2 separate regions of the Homo sapiens genome follow, and region 1 is linked to region 2. A link is a loop called in an ENCODE intact Hi-C map of the cell type or tissue named here. Cell type or tissue: mammary epithelial cell. All regions are shown on one strand. Each heading gives the region's core, and the rest is flanking DNA. Links, peaks and the distances in the headings are about the cores only.

Region 1 (11,320 bases), core at 1,255-9,254, 120 kb before region 2:
TCTCTCTTTGGCGGAGGGCAATCTGGGTCAATGAAAGCAGGGAGGAGCCCAGCAGTGAGGCCCTGTAGCCAAGGTTCCTTGGCCCAGAAAACACAAGGGGCTTTGATGCCTGCAGAAAGCCACGGCTTTTCACCCCAGGATGCTGCAGCTGCTCTTGGGCAGAGCCCAGCCCCAGAGCAGGCTTCAGTCTGAAGGCCACAGCTGGGAGGCAGGACCATTTGGGGCTTAATGGCCTTAAAATTAGAGAGAAACCCCACTGCTGCTGTCTATGAGCTGTGTGGCCTTGGGCAGGTAAGTAACCTCAATAAAGCTCAGTTTCCTGGTCTGTAAAATTGAAAGAATAATATAGTAATAATAGCATCTATCTTTTTTTTTTTTTTTGAGATGTAGTCTCGCTCTGTCACCCAGGCTGGAGTGCAGTGGCGCGATCTCAGCTCACTGCAAGCTCCGCCACCATGCCCAGCTAATTTTTTTGTATTTTTAGTAGAGACGGGGTTTCACCGTGTTAGCCAGAATGGTCTCAATCTCTTGACCTCATCATCCGTCTGCCTCGGCCTCCCAATAGCATCTATCTTAAAGTTTGCTGAGAGGAATAAATGAAATTATGTTTGTGAAGCACTCAGCATAGTGGCTGGCTCATAACGTGTGCCCAGAAAAATGAGAGTTTTAATACCCCCTCTGGGATTCTCAGAAGTTTCTCTCCAGACTAAAGCAGATTTAGCCCTCTGGTCAACAGTTGTCCCCCTGGAGAGGCCCTCAGTACCCTGCCTCTCTAGTAACTCCTTTAAAATCTGTCACTCATCCAATCCTTGTTAACCAATCCTCCAGCAGGCTTTCTCCATGTCTTCAAGCTAAAATAAAATAAGTTTGAAAATAAAACCCAAATGGCTCTCATGTCTCATGCATTATGTTTGAAATCCTACATCTGGCTTCTTGAGTCAGGAGATGTGTACCCCAGTGGACATCTGTGGTATGCCAGGGGATCAATATGGCACACTTGGGGGAAGATTAAACATTTAAACCCAGGTAACTTTAATACTATTTTCTATAAAACAAATGCGACTGGCAGGGCACAGTGGCTCATGCCTGTAATCCCAGCACTTCGGGAGGCCGAGGCAGGTGGATCACAAGGTCAGGAGTTCAAGACCAGCCTGGCCAAGATGGTGAAACCCTGTATCTACTAAAAATACAAAAATTAGCCGGGCATGGTGGTGGGCACCTGTAATCCCAGCTACTCAAGAGGCTGAGGCAGAGAATCACTTGAACCGGGAGGCAGAGGTTGCAGTGAGCCAAGATCGCGCCACTGCACTCCAGCCTGGGTGACAGAGCGAGACTCCGACTCAATTAAAAACAAAAACAAAAATGAGACATAAAATGTAAACTCTCCTGAATGTTTATGATGAAGCAAAATTTCAAAGACAGGTCAAGCTCTCAGTGGGCATCCTCTGCCCCCGGGTGCTTATGGGTAGCCTTCCTGGCAGTTAGGAGTTCCTCAGAAGTTACAAGGGCCTGAGAAGCCCCGCTTAATCAGTGAGGGGCAACTGGTGCCTTCCTGACTCACCCTCATTCTCCCAAGGGCTGCTCCTTATCTTTGGAAGAGGTGGCCTACACAGCCCAGGGCCTGAGAGGTAACCCTAGCTGACACCATCATGGGATGGCAGACTTCCATTCCTGGCAGGGACAGCAAAAGCCAGCCTGGTTTCCAGCTTCCTGAGTGGGGGACACTGTAAGAGTGTCTTAGGAGGACCACAGCTTGGTTCCTACCCTCTCATCGAGTTGTCCCCCATGCTGACAAAGGACACATTTGGTTAGTGGTTGGGGATGAGCACCCTAGACAGGACAAGGCACAGCTGGCACCCAGCAAATGCCCCACCCTGGCTATTCCTGACAGCATGGTCTCCTGGGGCTTATAGCAAGTGGGATCTCCAGAGGGAATAGGATGACTGGAATTTTCAGCAGAGCCAGGCCTCTGTCCTCAGTGAGGCTCAACAATATGCCTGACATGGAGACCAGTTGGAAACAGAGCTATAGTGGGAACCTCAGTCCCTCTGCTCATGAAAGTGATTAAGTACATTCTTTGTGATTTTCTCTTCGTACTTTTCTTTTTGCAGGTATCCTGAGCCAAGCAGGATACTCCTCCTCAGAGGAGTAGGCAATAGAAGCGCCTGAACATCATGGCACAAGTGGACTCCCAGGACAGGTGGGGAGAGGCGTCTCCTCTCAGCAGCTTGACTGAGGAAGCTCATGACACCCAGATGCTGAGCATGAACTTAGAGAGTGACGATGAAGATGGTGGGGAGGCCGAAAAAGAGGGCACCGCTGACCCGGTGGCCTGTCCAAGGGGCAGCTCCCCAGTAACACACGAAAATCCTGACTTGCCATGGCCCCATCCACTGGGCAAAGAGGAAGAGAAATTCTCTGACTCCTCCAGTGCTGGGGGCATGGGGCAGAAACCAGTGGAAATGTCTGGGAAAGCCAGTTGGAGCAGAGATGTGACAAAGATCAACGAGACCCAGGGTTCCCCGGGAGCAAGCAGAGCTCTGGGTTCCCTTCCCAGTGGTCTCGCACACAAATTGTTAGGTCAGATGCAACCTCTTGGGGACCGACTACCTGCGGGTGATGATGGATACTCGGGGGCAAACCAGGACGCAGTCTTGGATGTCCCACCCAGCTTCCCCAGCAATGGAAAGTATCTCTGTGCGCACAAAAGTGTAGACACGTCCGCAGGGAACTCTTCTCTGTTGTGTTTCCCCAGGCCGGGGAGCAACTGGGACCTTCCCACGCAAGAGACACATACACCAGCCCAGGCGTCGGCCACCCCAGCCAGCCTGGCTGCCGCGGTCCTGGCAAAAGCGCGGAACAGCAGGAAAGTACAGAACCAGGCGGGCCGGCGCGAGGGCGGAGAGGCTGAGGCGCGTCCCTACAGGTGCCTGCGGGGCGGGCGGGCCTTTCAGAAGCCCAGCAAGCCGCTGAGCCCCGCGGAGACGCGCGGCGGCGCCGCCAAGCGCTACGCGTGCGAGCTATGCGGGAAGGCCTACTCCCACCGCGGCACACTCCAGCAGCACAGGCGCCTGCACACGGGCGAGCGGCCCTACCAGTGCTCCTTCTGCGACAAGGCCTACACCTGGTCCTCCGACCACCGGAAGCACATCCGCACCCACACAGGCGAGAAACCCTACCCGTGTCCAGACTGCGGGAAGGCCTTCGTGCGCTCTTCGGACCTGCGCAAACACCAGCGCAACATGCACAGCAACAATAAGCCCTTCCCGTGCTCCGAGTGCGGCCTGACCTTCAACAAGCCGCTGTCGCTGCTGCGCCACCAGCGCACGCACCTGGGCGCCAAGCCCTTCCGCTGCCCCGCCTGCGACCGGGAGTTCGCTGTGGCCAGCCGCATGGTGGAGCACCAGCGCGTGCACTCGGGCGAGCGGCCCTTCCCCTGCCCCACCTGCGGCAAGTGCTTCACCAAGTCCTCCAATCTGTCCGAGCACCAGACGCTGCACACCGGCCAGAGGCCTTTCAAGTGCGCTGACTGCGGCGTGGCCTTCGCGCAGCCCTCGCGCCTCGTGCGCCACCAGCGCATCCACACTGGCGAGAGGCCCTTTCCTTGCACGCAGTGTGGCCAGGCCTTTGCCCGCTCTTCGACCCTGAAGCGGCACCAACAGATCCACTCCGGGGAGAAGGGATTCCTCTGTGCCGAGTGCGGCAGGGCCTTCCGCATTGCCTCTGAGTTGGCCCAGCACATACGAATGCACAACGGAGAGAGGCCCTACCAGTGTGAGGACTGCGGCCAGGCCTTCACCAGGTCCAATCACCTCCAACGACACCGAGCCAAGCACGGCACCTGCAAGAAGGAGCCCATCCCTTCCTCCTCTGACGAGTGAAGATAGCATCGTCGACCTCACTACTTGGAACCTTCCCAGGTGGGCCCACTCACATGGTATTGCCAGCCTCACTGGTCAGCCTCGCCTCCCAGCAGGTCGCGGGTCATCAGTGGTCCATTTGATTATTTATTTGATCCCTTGAACAGAAAGTCACCACCGAGAGAGCACCCAGGTGGGTGGTTTCACATCAGTGGTTCTGAGTGTCCGAGGTCATAAGCAATTGGAAAAGGGAAAGACAAAGTAGTGGGAGCTGATCAAACGTTGAGTTCCTTGGGTTGGGGAACCTGAATCAATCAGAAACTGCTTCTAGAATTACATGCTGGGCACTGGGCCGGGCTCCAGGGATAAGGTGGGGAAAAAGACTAACCTGTCCTACCCTCAAAGCCATATGCAAATACTGAAAAGAAGGCCTGAGGGGCTGGTCCTCTTTAGAGAAAGATGCTTTTTGGTTTTTATATAAATAAAGGAATCCCCAGAAGTGGTCCCTATGATGAACTCCCCCAAAGCAACGCCGTTTTTGGAGGAACTCAAACCCAGTCCAACATCCCATCATTTCACTTGACTGCAGAAATGGCTTTACCCTTAGGATATATCTTTATGAGTCTTGGCTTTGAAGTGGAGAAGGGCTTTATCTTAGAGAAGGTGGTTTATGTCATATTCCAGTTATTCTAGAAGTTCAGGACAGCCTTAGCATCTGAAAAAGAAGCCCATTCCTCTTTATAGTGGAATTTAGTAAGTAGATCTAACCCGAGTCTCACCCACAGAATTCATATAAATTCATATATGCCTTCTCTCTGGCTGCCTCTTTTCCTGTTTGCACTCTGAGGGCTTAAGTCATATGTGATATTTACAAAGCAATTGGCCCATTTACAGAGAGACATATATAATTTCTCCACAAAGCCTTGACCATGGTTCATGAAACCGTTTGGGTTCATTTAAATTTGTCTGAATCATTAGTCTTGACTTGAAGTGAACAAAACACCCTTTGCCCAAGTGCCATTGGCTTGTCTGCATTTCAAAATCATTAAAACCAGGTATGGAAGCCTACGTGCTCACAGTTATCTAATGAGGTTATTTCAAAGTTTGCATTACTAACAGCCATTCTGCAAAGTGTATTGATGTGTATAGTGATCTGTATAAAGTCAGTAGTTCTTAGCTGAACCTCAACTGTGAGGAATCTATGACTCCACAGATGTCCTTGGTGCACATAGGCAAACGGCACTTCTCATCTTACTGAAGTTAAATAAGATATTCCATAAGAAGGTATAGTGCCCTTTTTGGGGGAGTACCTTTAGTATATTCCTAAAATTGCCACCAAAGAATGCCAAATCTGAATTTCTCTTGGTTTCCACCTGATTTGGAACTAGGGTGTGACCTCTAAATAGCATTCTCATGACACATGGGGGCGCCAAAGAGAAGTAAGAGAGATAGCTAGATAGCTAGATAGCTAGATAGTCTTGTGTCTTGTTTGACCAAGGTAACCGTAATAAAAGAGTCCATCCCCATCCTTTACTGTTGATGTGACCTTGGGCTTCAGTTTCTGCATCTGCATTGGCAAAATAGAAGTGATAGTAGTAGGTAAAAGTTAGAGTGATCCTACTATATGACGGAAACTTTGGCTGGATGCAAGAGCTTTAAATTGGTAGAAAAGTCACAAGATGAGCTTGTGACTATGAAGAGAGCAAAAGCTAACTTTTTTTTCCTAGATAATCAATAAAATATTTGAAGACTGAAGGATTACTCCTTTTCATTGTATCCTTTCTTGAAGATGGTCATTAGTATAGTTTTTACAAATTAAAAAAATTGGTTTTGTTTTATAATTTTTATGGAGTTGTTCGCCAAAACCTGGTTGCATAGGAGTCACCTGCGCTGTTTGTTAACCATATAACTTGCTGAACCCTAACCTTGAATACTGATAAAGGTCTGCAGTGTGGTATCTAGGTATGGCTTCCACATGGGCATAGCTTTGGAGAAGGAGTGAGCGTACTTGTTAATAGGCAGAAACGCTGGATTTGCTTGTGCTGGGTATCTTTGGTGCTGTATACTATGTTTCTGGAATATAAGGGGTAGAATGTACTGAACAGGTCCAAGAGAAGTTCATTAGTCCTTCAGGCCTTTCACAAAACAACTCAGATTTTAAGGAAAATTGTCCCAACCAGTCTTTTCTCACATCAACTGCAAGGGTCATTCTGAGTAGGTATTAGAGAAGAAAGGAATCCCATTGGAACCAGTAGTCACAGATCACTGGACCAGACAGTGGTACACAAGTAGAAGGCAACAGTACATGGAGTGGACAAAAGAGAAGCCAACCAGCTGTGAGGTGGCTTGGGACAAATTCTGCCCAGTAGAGTCTGTCCATTCAGAGTAGGGGTAGTTGAGTCACATCTTTGGAAAAGAATCAATGCTTGAAGACAGGTTATTCTGTCTTGCATTTGTGCCCCAAATTATGCCGAGCTACTTTCTGGTTTTCTGTTAACCTACTGTACATCACAGCAGACAATCTTATTTCTCTATTATGTAATTAAAAATCAGGGTAAAGCCAGGTGTGGTGGCTCATTCCTGTAATCCCAGCACTTTGGGAGGCCAAGGTGGGAGGATTGCTTGATCCCAGGAGTTTGAGACTAGCCTGGGCAACATAGTGACACCCCCATCCCTTTAAAAAAAAATTTAAAAATGAGCCAGGTTGGCCAGGTGCGGTGGCTCATGCCTATAATCCCAGCACTTTGGGAGGCTGAGGTGGGTGAATCACCTGAGGTCAGGAATTCGAGACCAGACTGGCCAACATGGTAAAACCCCATCTCTATTAAAATTACAAAAATTAGCTGAGCATGGTGGCAGGCGCCTGTAATCTCAGCTACTTGGGAGGCTGAGGCAGGAGAATCGCTTGAACCCAGGAGGCGGAGGTTGCAGTGAGCCAAGATCACACCATTGCACTCCAGCCAGGGTGACAAGAGTGAAACTCCATCTCAAAAAACAACAACAAAAAAAATGAGCTAGGCGTGGTGGCACACACACATAGTCCCAGCTACTGGGGAAGCTGAGGCAAGATGATTACTTGAGCCTAAGAGGTGGCGGCCGCAGTGAGCTGTGATCATGCCACTGCAATTCAGCCTAAGTGAGATGCTGTCTCAAAATAAATAAATAAAATAAAATAAGGGCAGGGCCTTCTTCGTGACAAAAAGAATTTAAAGCTTCTCTCTGGGTTAATGCTGTTTCCACAGTACAGGGTGCCAAAATTAATTTGAATATACTCAGTAAAAATGTTCATTTATATGTTTCCACTTAATAAAAATTCCCCTGATGGGTTCACCAGTCTATGGTGCTCATGACTTGTATTCTTTAGACCATAATGATAATAGCCAACACTTACATTGTGTTCAGTTTGTGCCAGGAACTGTTCTAAATGTTTTATATATGTTAACTGTTTTTTAAAGCAAACTTATGGTGATTCTTATCCCCATTTTTTTAAGATTAGGAAATCAAGGGAGAAAGATACCACAGCTAGAAAGTGGCTGGCATAGTAATGATGTGACATTTAGACATGCTTGCTCCAGAGACTGTTCACAGGGCCAACTGCCTCTGTTTGGAATGGAGTTGTTGATGTGCATTTTTAAAGTGGATGACAATAAATTTAGTTTAAACGATGATAAAAATTGAAACACAGCACAGCAGAAATCATGGCATGACTCAGGAACAAAGACCTGTGAATGACTTAATGGATCTGGGAGAGTCTGGGTTGGCAGCTCTTAATCATTGATGCCTCGGAAACTGTCAATAACCTAGCCAGGGGGAATAAATTGGAGTTAAAGGAGTAATACTTCCTTGAAGGCCCACTGTTGTTTCCTATCACTGGCTAAAGAAACATTCTGTGCCTGTGCCTTACACAGAAAAATATACCAGCAGTTAATCTTGGCAGTCAACATTTACACACTCTATACTCTAAATGCATGCACATTGAAAAGCTATATTAACCTGATATGAACACAATAGATCACCCAGGAATTCCAACTAGAGCTTAAAAAATCTTGCTTGGAAGAAAATTTTGTGTAAAGCATTAGTTTAATTGCCAGAACACTCAAGCAGATGTCATTGCTAGACTCAGAACTAGAATACGAACTACAAACTCCATGACCCATGAACATATTGCCAAAGATGGAGTGACTCAATGTTTCATCAAACCAGAAGAGGGCAGCTGTTTAAGTTGACAGGAAAGCTCATTTTTAACATCAATTTCCCTCTTTCCATTCTGCATTAAACCATGCCAGTACAATTTTTCCACTGTCTAGATAATGTTTTTATCTTTCTCTCTCTCCTCCTCATTTTTCTCCTTAACCACCCCCACCCTACAACTTTCAGTCAAATTGGTTCAGAGTTTCACTGTTTAGGAGTGTCAGGAACTCAGCAGATTGGTTCAGCAAATGAATAGAACTGCTATAAAATATAAGTTATCACTAAGATTTAAAGAAAAACACCTCTTGCTAAAAACAAATAATACATGGAGGAGGCCAAAAACAGGGATAGAGGGAATCTCTTGTGGTAGTTCAGATGAAGTCAAGGACAAGTGGGGACAGAGGTAAGATGAGAAGATGCCAGAGATTTCAGGGGTGGAGTTAATAAGGCTTGGTGAAAGGATAAAAATAGCTACCATTTAGTGAACACTTTTTAGGGATTGGGCACTACATTCATTATCTCAATTAATTCCTACAATAATCTGTTATGAAAGGTCCTTGAAAAATATTCCCACATGGGGTCTGCAACAATTTTCCTTTCCAGGAACGCAATCAAGATTAATAGGTCATGCTATTGTCTGTTATTGTTAAGCAAAGGTCAATAAGGTCTACGTGTCCTCTCTAAGAATAGGCTGCCTGTCTGCAACAAGGAGAATATGTAGCAAATTTCTTGCCTTTTGGTTTAGAAGTTATGCCTGCTTACATTTTTATTTTTCATCATCACTGTGGTGGCTTTAAAAATGTGTTCACAAATTCTTTGACATACCTCCCTTCGAGAGTGGAGCCTAGTTTCCTTCCCTTTTAGTGTGGGCTGGACTTAGTGACTCGGTTCTAATGGATAGAATAAAGCAGAAGTGATGGTGTGTGACTTTGGAGGCTAGGCATAAAAAGTACTGTGGCTTCCATAGGATACTTTGTTTCTCTTTCTCTCTCTTTTTCCCTCATTCACTTGCTCTGGCAGAAGACAGCCACCATGTCATGAGTAGCCTTGTAGAGAGGCCCTGTGGTGAGGAACTGGGTGTTCCACCAACAGCCACATCAGTGAGCTTGTAAGTGGATCCTCTATCCCCAGTCAAGAGTTCAGTTGACTGGAGACCTGGCTGACTACTTGATTGAAACCTCATGAAAGACCAACAGCCAGAACTGTGCAGCTAAGTGGCTCTCAAATTACTGATCCTTGGAAACTGTGTAAAATAATAAATACTTGTTTTTTTTTAAGATGTTGAATTTTGGTTGGTAATTTGTAATGCCACAGTAGATAACAAACAATAATATAAAGAACAACTTCCTCCTAACGAGTAAGAGACTAGTCACCACAAGCCCTGATTTCTACCTTAAGTAAATTGCCAGAAGGTTTGGAAACATGTCTGCTGCCTCTTGCCACATTCTCTCCAATGGCCACCCACTAAGGCTGGTTGAGGCCCAGTTGTTGCATAGGTACCCTTGTATAATCTGTCCCATTGCCAAGTGAGCCTTAATAGCTCCAGGGCCCAGGAAGAGGGAGCCTTTGAGAAGGGGGCAGAAATACCTGGACACCAGTATCACATCTGATAAGGAATCGTAAGTATGAATCCCTTTTGGTCACTCTCTTTCTTGGTATATTTCAATTCTTAATTCAAAGATAAGTAAATTAATGTATGGTCTTTCCTAGAAAGGGGAGAAATTCCTAGTTCTCCAGAGCCTAAAACACAGTCCTTTGAGGGCAATATTATAATATTATCCCCATTTTTCAGAAAAGGAAACACCATGCAAAGGATTACTGCCAGTAAAATTACAAATGTGAAGGAAAGCATTTATTACAAGTATACTAAAGATGGTGCTTTTGTATTGATATACCAGTCCTGAGAAAAGTAGTAAAGAACTAAGGATAAGGATGAAATTAAAGTGAGTCTGAAAATCACTCCAGAGTTTCCAAAATGCTATAACCAATTAGATCTGCAGCTGTTTCCTAAATCTTTATGATGAAAATGCTTCTGAACCTTTTCTTGAATCACAAGCTACTTGAGAATCCAATAAAAGCTGCGGACCCTATCAAAAACCCCTCATTACTGATGTTTTGTGTTACAATTTCAAGGAGTCACAGGCCTCCTGAAGCCCATCAACTGGCCTAAAATAAAGATTCTCTTTTGAATTCCACTTCCAAATGTGTCTCCAGCACCAAAACCCAGGAACTGAAGTCAGTTATAATAGCAAAAGGGCTAACACAGACTTGCAAAGTAAGCCCTATCAAAGACTATCTTTTGGATAATTTTTAAAAGAGAAAAACAAACAAGGTAACTAAGACAGCTTATACTCCAAAGTGGTAAACAAATTTCTTCAAATACTGAAATGAATGTATTGCTGATACAGGAAATCAGTCATGTTATGTCTTATAAATGTAACGATTACTCTTGGAATATATAAATGGTATATGTAGTTTGAAAAATCATCCAAATAAGTATTGTTACAGCTTTTAAGAAAAATAAATACTTTCTTTTGAAAAGTACAAATAATTAATGACAAAGATAAACCAGACTGCAAATGGACTTGAGGAAAGAGGCTACATTTACATTCAGAACTGCATGCCAACCATCACAGGGATTGCAATTACGGAAAACTTCAATAAAGACTAGTCCTTAAGAAACCAAGTAGAACACCAGATTATGAAAATGGCTTGGCTCCTTGATAAGGCTTATTTATTTGAGAATTAAATAATTTTTACAGTTGAGTTTATCAACTATAAAAATTTATATATATAAATATATTTATATATAGCTTATCAACCATAAACTCAACTGTAATAATTTATTTAATTTTCAGCCATTAATAACAGTATTATCTATACCTGTAAGTACCTATCTTATTCTTGCTAGAAATAACCACAGCATTTCTGAGGGAGAAAAACTGCATTCTTAGATTTATTTCAAGCCATTCATGAGGGGCAGGGCCTGGAGGAGAAGCCTGAACTGAGTAAGTTAGTGACAGAAAACTTGTTTTATTGAATAGATCTTAATAGACATAAAAACAAAAGGTGGAGATAAACTTGACAGCTCAGCCACTAGGGTCCCTCCACTTCATGAGTCCATCATGCCTCCTCAAGGTCCCTGGCTGAGTGACAGCATGAGCAGAGGAAGCACAGGAGACTGCTTTCTCTCCAGAATGAATCCGCTGATAGGGTTGCAGGGATACCAGCTGAGTGAAAGTCCCCCACACTCATCTCGGTAGAAAGGC
Region 2 (11,320 bases), core at 1,102-9,101:
ACTGAAAATTAACAGATATTCAGGACCTGAACTTAACACTGGATCAAATGGACCTCATAGGTATCTACAGAGCTCTCCACCCAAGAAAACAACAATATACATTCATTTCATTACCACTTGGCACTTACTCTAAAATCAATTACATAATCAGAAGTAAGACACTCTCAGCAAATGCAAAAGAATTGAAATTGTAAGACAGTCTTATATTTCCAAATTAAATGCATGCTACAATTGATATTGAAGGCCACCTACATTTGTCTGGTAGAATAGTAAATTATAATGTGATTGTCATTACTTTTACATGTATGAACCTCATTGAAGACTATAGTTTTACACTGAGTTGTCTTTTTAGTTAAGTTACTTGTCTTGGTATAACACTAACCATTGAACTTTAACTTATTTTGAAATGCCTCTTCATTGCATAAAACGTCCCAAAAAAATGTCTGTATGATGACAACATTAAAATAAAAAGGTTTCCTGCAAATAGAAGATTGCATGTTATATGCTAAGCAATGTGATAAAAGATGGTAGGTACCATCAGATTTCTTGTACCAAATAGAATTTTCAAAACTAGAAAAGCTCTGACCAATTCATGTGTCTGGAAGAAGTGCTGTCACTCAGGCTCTGTCCAATAATATGATTAAGGAAATAATAAAAATTTCCAAATGGGAAATGTAGACAAAATCCTGGCATTACATGGTCTACTTTGAAATTATAGTATTAATTCTAATGTTGCTAAAAAGATCAATGTTATAAACATAAGTTATAAAAGTATATTATTCTTATGTATGATTGCTAATGACTAAAATGTTTCATAATTTTTTTTAAACTTCAGATGAAAAGACAACTTAAAGCTTTTATTTTAATATTAGAATATACTTATACAGACAAATGTGTTTTATTGTCTACTAGTAAACACAAAACCACTTTTATGTCCTTTAGTGTGATGTCCCTTTCTTCCCAATAAGCTGTTAATAAATTAATGGTAATGTCACAATCTCAACTTCATCTTATAAATGGAAAACTATATCATAGGAATAAAAAAATCTGAAATTATTAATATTAAAGTATTGTGTTCATTGCTGGTAGTATTTGTATATTATTTTTCTTTGCCTGATAAAACAGGTTGATTTTAGATTCTAGAAACAGGAAATTCTGGAAAACAATGGAATACAACCTAGAAAATTTTGTAACCTAAGAATTTTGTACAAAGCTAAGCTTTCTTTCCTTATGTGTCAGCAATTTGAAGATATTCTAAGATGTTTAGGTACTCAGAAAATGTCCTACTCATGTATATTACTTTTTATAAGCTACATGAATATTTTTTCCCAATGAATAATGGAGCAAAACTGAAAGCTCGAGGTTAGGGAGATCAGGATATAAAAAGAAAAGCAGCAATGACTACTTAAACCAGTTAAAATAGAGATGTCTAAATATTTGCTGTTTATATGAACATAAAATTTAATGAAAATTTCAGGCCGGGCACAGTGGCCTGTAATCTGAGCACTTTGGGAGGAAGGTGGGTGGATCATTTGAGGTCAGGAGTTTGAGGCCAGCCTGGCCAACATGGTGAAACCCTGTCTCTACTAAAAAATACAAAAATTAGCTGGTCCTGGTGGCACGGGACTAAAATCCCAGCTACTTGGGAAGCTTGAGGCAGGAGAATTGCTTGAACCTGAGCGGCTGAGTTGCAGTGAGCTGAGATCGTGCCACTGCACTCCAGCCTGGGCAACAGAGCAAGACCCTGTCTCATAGAAAAATTAGTGAAAACTTCAAATAATTCTTATCAAAAGATAATATAAAGCATATAAAATAATTGCATAATAAAAACATGGATAGAAAAACTTGAAATGTAATAAAAAACGTAGAAGTTGGTGATCGAGGGGTAGGGTGGAAAAAATGGCATCAAATATGGTAGTTTTAAAAATATTGTTGAACTTCTTAATCTAATTTTAAAGAAATATAAGTTAACACAATGCTTTTGAAAAGCTTATGGGAAGCCAATGGCATAATTAGGAACTACTTATACCCTTTGAAAACTATAAATAATAAATGCAGAGAAAATATAATTTATCAACAGAAAAGAAAATTTTAAAGTATGGAATGCTACAAAAGAACTAAAACCAAATATGAAATTTATCAAAATAAATGCAAATTATTAATAGATGAAGTTTTTCATTAAAATATAAAGACATTCAGATTGAGTTTTTGAAAAACCCACAACCTATATCCTTTATTCCTAGGATATAGTTTTTCATTTATAAGATGACATTGAGGTTGTGATATTACCATTAATTTATTAACAGCTTATTGGGAAAAAAGGGACATCACACTATAAGACAGAAAATTTGTTTTCATTTATTTGTTTTTACTAGTAGACAATAAAACACATTTGTATAAGTATAATATTAAAATAAAAACTTTAAATTGTCTATATCTTATTTATCTGATACTTATTTAAAGCAAAGTGGCAATAAAATTATGAACATGCCAAAAGCATTTTATGCAAATGCAACTAATAAGGAAACAGTGAACAATATCAATATCAGATAAAAAAAATTTTATACATTTTTACACAGAGAACCACTATATTAACAAGGATGTAGTTCTCAATGAAGCCGAAACTGTCATAAACCTTTATGTACCAAATAACATTGCCTCAATTTGTTTAAGGGTAAAATGATAGAAATACAAGAAGAAGCAGAAATATAGTAATATTTCGACATTTTGCATTTTTAACAGGCAAATAATAAGGATATAATTGAATAATATGTATATTGCAATGTATACCCTACATATCAGAGATCTTTATAGAAAACCATCACATTTTACTGAAGAACAAAGATTTTGTCTTCTGCAATTAAGAGAATATTTAATTGATCACATATTAAGCTACAAAGAAAAAATCACAATAAATTCTAAGATTTGGCCACAATCTCTGACCAAAATGCAGTGGACTCAGCATCATAAGTCATTAAGAAAATGCTAATCATAACCACAATGAGCTACTCCTTCATACCCACTAGGATGACTAAAATAAGAAAAATATCAATTATTGGGCAGAATGTGGAGAAATGGTTGGACTATAGAATGATACAGCCACTTTGGAACACAGTTTGACAGTTCCTCAAAATGTTAAACATAGAGTTTTAATATACCATATAATACAGCAATTCAACTGGTAAAGGTATACAGCAAAGAGGAATAGTTTTTGTGTGTTTTTATTCATGCAAAAATTTGTGCACAATAGTTAATAGTAGCATTATTCATAATAACCCAAAAAGGAAACAATCCAAATGCCCATCAGCTAATGAACAGAGATAAATGCAGTAAATTCATGCAATGCAGTACTATTCCAGCCATAAAAAAGAATGAAGTATTTATTCTTGCTACAACATAGAAAAGACTTGAGAACATTTTGCTAAGTAAAAGAAGCCAGACAGTAAAGGCAACATATTATATAATTCCATATATATGAAATGTCCCTAACAGGAAAATCTATAGAGATAGAAAATACATGAGAGGTTTCTAAGATGGGAGTGGGGTGGGGGTCTAAGGAGATTAGGGAGTGATGGCTAATGGATATAGGTTTTCTTTTTGGAGTGATAAAAATGTCCTAAAATTAGATGGTAGTGATTATTACATAACTGACATACAAAAAACAATTATACACTTTAAAAAGGTAAATTTTAGGGTATGTGAATTATATCAATACAGCAGTTATAAAAATGTAATGCAACTAGAAATCGAGTATTTTTTAAAAGAATCATAAGAAACTTTTAAAAGCTTTTAATTTTTGGACAATAGAAAAAACTAAAACTTCAATAATTAGAATTTTAAAAAAATAGAACATTATATATAAAAACAAAGAATATAGCTAAATCTGTACCTTAAAGGGAAAATTCATGGTGTTAAGTAATTATAAAACAAGAAGTAATGAAATATATTTATCCAGGAAAACAAAAATCAAGAGACTATAAAACAGAAAAATGAAAGGCAGTAGGCCTGATAAATAAGTCCAACAACATGATCTTTGAAAGATCACTAAAATAGACAAACATCTGGAAAAGCAATAAGTCCTTTTCAATTTACTCTCCTTTGGTTACCCCAGGCTGTAGATCACATTTTTCACACTAGCTAGGGAAGAATCAAACTACCTTCAGTTCTTTTATGGACAAGGCATCGTATAAAACACAACTTAAAAGATTGTTCCTTTAACTATAAAGTAATTAAAATGGACATTTATCTGATTTTTCTATATTTTGACAGTAGAGAAACACCAGACAGATCCTCTACCCCTTTCCTCTCATAAAGCAAAGATTAGGTGACTCGTATCTGTCACAGAGTAGTCGGTGTCAGAGAGGGGATGAGTGTCAAGCCTTCTAGCCCCTTGGCTGTCATGCTCGCTTTTAAGTGGCTCCTAACCTTTATGGGGTTGGACAGTGTCATACAGAGCTTTGAAAACTAGAGGAAAGCTAAGCCTTCTCCCTAGAAAAAATATATCCACATCCCCTTGTTTACTATGCCAGTGAGGTTCTGTGCCACCCATGTGTCCCATTCGATACAGAAATGATGAGAGTACATAGTTGGACAGTCCAACTAAGCCTCTGAAACTTAAGTTTTTAAGTTTTCGGTTATTAAGTTTTTTAGTCTCAATACCCTTTTACACTCTTAAAATGAATATCCAGGACTCTAAAGAGCTTTAGTCTATGTGGGGGGGGGGGGGGTAACGTCTCTCAATACTTAACCATATTCAAAATTAGAAATTTTAAAAATGTTCATTAAAAATAACAATTCTTGGCCGGGCGCGGTGGATCACGCCTGTAATCCCAGCACTTTGGGAGGCCTAGGCGGGCGGATCACGAGGTCAGGAGGGCGAGACCATCCTGGCTAACACGGTGAAACCTCGTCTCTACTAAAAGTACAAAAAATTAGCTGGGCATGGTGGTGGGTGCATGTAGTCCCAGCTACTCCGGAGGCTGAGGCAGGAGAATGGTGTGAACCCGGGAGGCGGAGCTTGCAGCGAGCCGAGATCGCACCACTGCCCTCCAGCCTTGGCGACAGAGCGAGACTCCGTCTCAAAAAAAACCAAAAAAACAAAACAACAACAACAAAACCAATTATTACATACACATAATAACGTATTTCAATAAAATAACTGTATTTTCCAAAAAAGTAATAAATGACGTTTTTTAAATTTTGCAAATCTTTATAATATCTTGCTTAATAGAAGGCAGCTCCATTCTCATATCTGCCTCTGTTTGAGTCTCATATCTGCCTCTGAGGACAGTGTAGGTCACATAGCCCTGGGAAGACTCCAGTGTACCCTTATAAGGGAATAAGAAGCCAAAGGCGGAATATGTCTTAGTATTACTATAAAAATAATTCTGACTTTGCAAAATCCCTAAAAGGTTCTTGGGACTCCCTGGACCACACTTTGCGAACTGCTGCTCAAACTCTATAAAGCATTAAGCCTTCAAAAGGTTCGTAGACATTAAACAAAAAGAAAGAAAAAGGCTGCATACTCAAATGACATTGAGAAAACAGGTTTCCTTTTTTTAACTTTTAAGTTCAGAGGTACGTGTGCAGGTTTGTTATATGGGCAAGTTGCATATCACGGCGGCAGGGGGTGCTGGTTTACAGGTTATTTTGTCACCCAGGTAATAAGCATAGTACCCGATAGTTTTTGATCCTTTGCCTCCTCCCACCTTCCACCCTCAAGGACACAAGATCATGTCCTTTGTAGCAACACAGAAGGAGCTGGAGGCCGTTATCCTAAGCAAACCAACACAGGAACAGAAAACAGGTTTTTATACCACAGGACTTGTGAGGCTTCCTGTTCAGGAGCACTAGGAAAACTACAGGTGCAGAAAGATGGAGGAGCTACTGCATTACACAAGATTGCCATTGGATGGCACTGCGGTTCCAGTCACAGGCAACCGGAGGCTCTGCATCAGGAAATGGCCCCTAGCTTGTGGAGGTCCACATGCCCCAGAGAGCTGAACTTACACAGGACACTGTTTTTGCTTTTTTTTTTTTTTTTTTTTTAATAGTGATTAAAGGTTTTCAGAGAGGGCAACATAAGCACGTTTCTTCTCAGTCCAGTGGGTGTTTTCCCCTTCACCCCCAGTTGTGGGCTTTCAGGTTGTCAAAATCAACAGTGAGGTTTGAAAGTACCTTCCAAGTTCATGACTCAGATTAGGAATCTGAGAAAGTCAAATGTGGAGATGACAGAGGCCCTGACCACAAAACATTAGTTATATGTAAAGGTCATGAAGAAACCAAGATGTTCTCAGCTAATATTCCCAGATCTGGCTAATACTGAGTTAATTTTACAAGAGTAAAAAATTAACTGGACTCCCCGAGAATATCTGCATTGAAGAGGGCAGTGCACATGAGGAAAAAGCTGTCCTGAGAGACCAAGGGCTCAGAGAGATGAGGGCTCCCTTCAGGTGCTAATAGGCTCTGCAAGAAGCCACTCAAATGATGGGAGAGCCTGATGGTGGTGGAGGAGTGACACACACTCTGGTCCATGGTGAGGCACTCAGCCTGATGGCAGTGTGGGGGTGACACATGTCCTGGTTCATGGAAAGACACAGAGAGAACCTGATGGTGGTGCGGAGGTGACACCCTGGTCCATGTTGAGGCGCTCACACAGAGAGCCTGTTGGCAGTATGTGAGTGATACATGTTCTGGTGCATGCTGAGATGCTCACACAGGCAGCCTGAGGGTGGTGTGGAGGTGACACATGTTCTGGTCCATGGTGACATCCTCACAAAGAGTAAGCCACTGGTGAACCATGAGCCGTCACTATTTTTCTGGGTTCTGCTGCTCTGTGCCAGCTGTCTAGCCGTGAAATTGGCTCTGGCTAGAACATCAACATTCAGAGGGTGGAGAAGGCCTCAGAACAAAGGTCTGGAGAAGGTTAGTGGCTGGGATATTTTTCAGGGCTTCAGTGTAGCATCTGAAGAGTGTTGGGGGAGAGTGTAGGCTTGAGAGGCCAGCTCCTGCCAGGTCTCAAGGAAATCTAGGCAGGCTGTGGAAGTTGGTCTTTGTCTTAGGGGTGGTAGAGAGCTACTGAAGGGTTGTAAGTCAGTGCTCTTGGATTTGCTATGTTCCAAAATGTTAATTGCTGTGATATGGAGATACAATTCATAAGGTGGTCAGTGACTATTAAGAGAGACAGGTATATACGTATAACTGTTTATACTTTCCTTGTGCTAGTTATTAACATCAACTTATTTAATCCTCTTTTCCTCCCAGTGAGGTAGGAAGTATTATCACCTCTTCTCTCTAGATGGGGAGACTGAGGCACAGAGCATTTAAGGGACTTTCCCACCATCTCACAGTCAATAAATGGTAGAGCCAGGATTTGAACCCAGTGAGTCTGGTTCCAGCAGCTATTTAACTACCCCATTATACTTCCTCACTAATTAAAGGGGGAAATGGCCTTGGAGTGCTATAGCTAGTTTGGAGACATCACTTGGGTACAGTGGGAACCCAAAGGAAAAAATGTCAAATCCTATTGGTATTGGGGTAGAGAAAGAGAGGGTGCAGTAAGACAAAAATTCATAGCTTGTGCTGAATCTGCCAGTGGAGTTTGTGTTGATTAAGTATATTGTGGGGTGGAGGAGAAAAGTGGGGGGACACTTAGAAGAAGCAAGGCTCGTCTCAGTACTGCAGGTAGTTACCTTTGTCCAGAGTCTAAGGAACTTGTAGCCACAGGTAAAGCTGGCCTGGTGATGACAGGGCGACATACCCCATGCAAAGGAATTCATATTTGTTACTAGTAAGCTTAGGTTGTTAGAGTCAATCCATTATTTCATACACGTCGAGATCATTTAGAAGGCTGCCTTTTCCAAATATTAGCCTTTTTGGGGTTCTGACATGGAAACTTGATAAAAATGTCATCATCCAATTCATGGTTTAAAATACTGATTTGGGACAGAAATCAGTTAGGGCAGAACCCCTGAGCAAAGGACATAAACCACAGCTTATGGCTAATCAATCAGTTACATAGTCACCCCACCATATTGTCGCCTGGTCCACATCTTCGTCTTATTCATAGCAGCAGCAAGAAGACAAGTATTTAACTGAAATAAAGATATCCTGTGTGCTCAGCTTTCTTGTATCTTTCAATCTCATAATCACACTGGATAAGAAAGAGGGATTCTGGTGTAACTTCTTCATGAACCCATGTTGATTTTTTATGATTATTCCTTTTGTCAAAATTGTTCATTTTAAAGTCCATTCTAGAATTTTACCTGAACAATGAGCCATTGTTCTTTCTTCCTTCCAGAAACCAGACCAACATTTTTCCATTTTAATAGCCCAGCCGATCTTCCGTTTTCCATGGTTCGGTTTGAGATTTCTCACAAGGCCCTGGGAAGTGATCCATCTGGGTTGAGGGCATGCAAAGCCCTTCATGATCTGGATTCTGCTGGCCTCTCCCAGGTCTCCTAACTCTTCCACACTCCAACGCCCTAGGGCAACTCTGAGTGTATTCCCCACTGTGTCACATGTTGAGTATTTGTAAATACTTGAAGATGATTTCTTCCTTCTCTCCACCCAGGGAAATCTTTTTAAATTTAAATGTTATATGGGTTCTAAGAAGTCAAGTAGTTATAAGCCTTATTATGAAAAATAGCAGATTCCCGGCCTTCCCCTTCTCCATCCTTCTTTCCCACTTCCCAGAGGCAACCACTTTTGATTGCTCTTTGGGCATTTACCTCCAAATTGTTAAATAACATGTTTCTACTGCCGACCTCTTGATTTTTCATTTTAGGAATTATTAAATTCTCACTATGAAAGATGAAGAATTAGCTCTCTTTAACACCTCCCTCACCCACCTCCACAATTTTTTTTTCCAAACCTCCCAGTAGGCTTATATCATCATTTTAGTTAGATCTGTATTCAGTGTTTACATAATTATGACTGTATTCACAGCATGTCCATGTAGTGTAAAGGATGATTGCATTTTCTTTCTTGTACAACATTTAATATTCCTTGGAGTTAATAATTGTCTTATTTCTTCGTTTGTGCAGTTTTCTGTTCACCTACCACTAATTCCTACCTAGACATTCTTCCATATATGTACATTTCTTCTCAATATATTTAAACACATCAGATATTCCAAGAAGTTCATCTTCTTGGGAGCTTTCTAGATACTCTCTGTGCTTCCTCTCCAGTCTGTGCTACCTGCACTGCATGCCTGCTGAGCAGCTATCTTCCTCAGTTCCCTTCTTCATCATCTTAGAATTCTCTTTCCCCCCTTCCCCTCTCCTATGTTAGATTCCCTGTTTCCTGGATCCCATGTCATCTTGTCTTTATTTACTCCCTGTCTTTGTCAAACCATATCCTGAAGTAGCCTCCTGAGAAAGATGTATGGGTGATAAATGTTTTTGAAAACTTGCAAGCTGGAAGTATATTTATTCTGTTCTGACTTTTGATTGACAGTTTGTCTATGTATAGAATCCTAGATTGGAAATGATTTTTCTTCAGAGTTTTAAAGGCATTGCCCCATTTTCTTTACTCACTACGAATCCACTGACAGCAGCTCCCAATGCTTTTCTCTTGGATTACGCAGTTTTCTCTGGAAAATAGTAAGTGAAGAAATGAAAACTAAGCAAGTCTGATGCCTTTTTGGTTCTTGATCCTTTGTATCTGACTTCCCTGAAAACGTTTCAGGGGCTTCTCTCTGTCCTTCATAGTATGAAATTTTACAATGATGTGCTTTGATGTGAGCCTGTGTTCTGTCATTGTGCTGGTTGCTTGGTGCACCTTATAATCCAGAAGTTAAAGTCCTTCAGTTCTGGGAAATTTTCTTGAAATATTTAATAATTTCTATTTTTGCCATTGTTTCTTTTAGAAATTCTTTAGTATTCCTGGGCTGATTCCCTAATTTCATAATTTCCTGTTTTCTATCTCTTTGTTTTTTTTCTTCTATTCTCTGTTTTCTTCAAATTATCTTCCAAATATTTGTCGAGTTTTTATGCATTTCTAAGAAATTGTTAATTTTTGGTCCTCTGAATGACCTACTTCTTTCTAAATCATCCTGTTTTGTTTCATCAGTAAAACTTTCTCTTCTCTTTAAGGATATTGAAAAAATATAGATAGATAACATAATCTATATTATATATATCATAATACATATAACATATCTTAGATATTATGTATAATATATAATAGATATAATGTTACTATATAGCTTATATATAGTAATAGATGTTATATATAATATATAACTATATATTGTAAAATATAAGATATATATCTTTTATATAATTATATATCTTATTTCTTCTCTATATGATATATATATCTTTTATATATATGAGACCTATACATATATATATGAGACCTATACAATTTTATATATATATGTAAATTGTATATATAAATATGAATATGTATATATAAAATTACACAGGCCTCTTTTCCCTGACTTGTCTTGATTTTCTTCTAAATTCTTTTTTTTCCTGTTTTTGGAGGGAGGGGGAGCTTTGCTTTCAGAGGCTTTTCTCCAACACCTGGAAATTCTGGGCTGTCCACTCTAAAAGCCAAGCCCTAAAGAACTCTATGCTTGTGAATGGGGTCTGTTGACTAGAAACAGCTTCATCAGCTGGGTGATGTGACCATGCTGTTATATGGTGGCACCCTTTATATCTTTTCTCTTGGACTAGGCAGTTTTCTCTCTTTTCCTAGAGAGAATGAGCCTGGTGCTGATGTTCTGATTGCAGAAGGCTCTGACAGTTCTATCTGCAGACTTTCCCTGAATCCCTGCTTTCAGGACAACACTTCAGCCCTCACTGTACCTGATGGCCCCAACCTGGAGTCCCTCTAGTTCATCCTCTCCCAACTTCTGCCATGGTTGAGGAAGGAGAGCTATCTGCATGTGTTGTGGGGAGGGTGGTTGTGGGGAGAAGGCATCATGGGGTCAACTTTGAGATGCTTCTGCTTTTAGCTTCACTTTCACCTTCATGATTAGAGACATCTTGTACCTTTCTGGGGTTCTGCGGTTCAGTCACTTCCACTGCCAGTTAAGATTTCAGTCTTCTCAGCTCTGTAGAGTCGTTATCAAATGCCCATCTGCTTTTCTTCTTCAAAATAAGGTGTTTGGTATTGTTTCTTTTCCTGATCTCCTTGTCTTTAAATATTTATTCCTTAAAGAAAAAAATCCCTGTGTTGTTTTTTGGTAAGGTTTCAGGAGATAGTGGGGATAATGTGCATTCATTCCACTAACTCGAATAGGAAGTACACAGCTATTTTTCAAATTTGTGTGTGGCATGATCTCCTGTTAGGACACTTGACTGCCCCCACA

Evidence for each region. Hi-C counts contacts between places; a loop is a spot of excess contacts. Peaks named below come from ENCODE experiments on the same cell type or tissue, not always from the same donor. Only the 100,000 strongest peaks of a DNase experiment are listed, where the experiment ranks them.
Region 1: a loop joins it to region 2, with 7 times the contacts of the local background. A loop is called at or near these places in 6 of 110 quality-filtered maps.

Annotation. Positions count from the first base shown.
Region 1 is chr1:182,048,865-182,060,184 of GRCh38, reverse strand. ZNF648 (zinc finger protein 648) reads left to right here. Exons shown (of 2, transcript NM_001009992.1): 2 at 2,112-5,615. The coding sequence starts at 2,175. The coding sequence ends at 3,881. Among named protein-coding and RNA genes, the nearest start is that of ZNF648, 7.2 kb to the left of the region's middle. RefSeq lists an enhancer at 3,442-3,972. In mammary epithelial cell, for the core only: a CTCF peak has its summit at 5,277 (motif pointing right); no DNase peak of the experiment used is centred there.
Region 2 is chr1:181,931,744-181,943,063 of GRCh38, reverse strand. No RefSeq gene overlaps it. Among named protein-coding and RNA genes, the nearest start is that of ZNF648, 120 kb to the left of the region's middle. In mammary epithelial cell, for the core only: a CTCF peak has its summit at 5,911 (motif pointing right); a DNase peak (open chromatin) is centred at 5,873.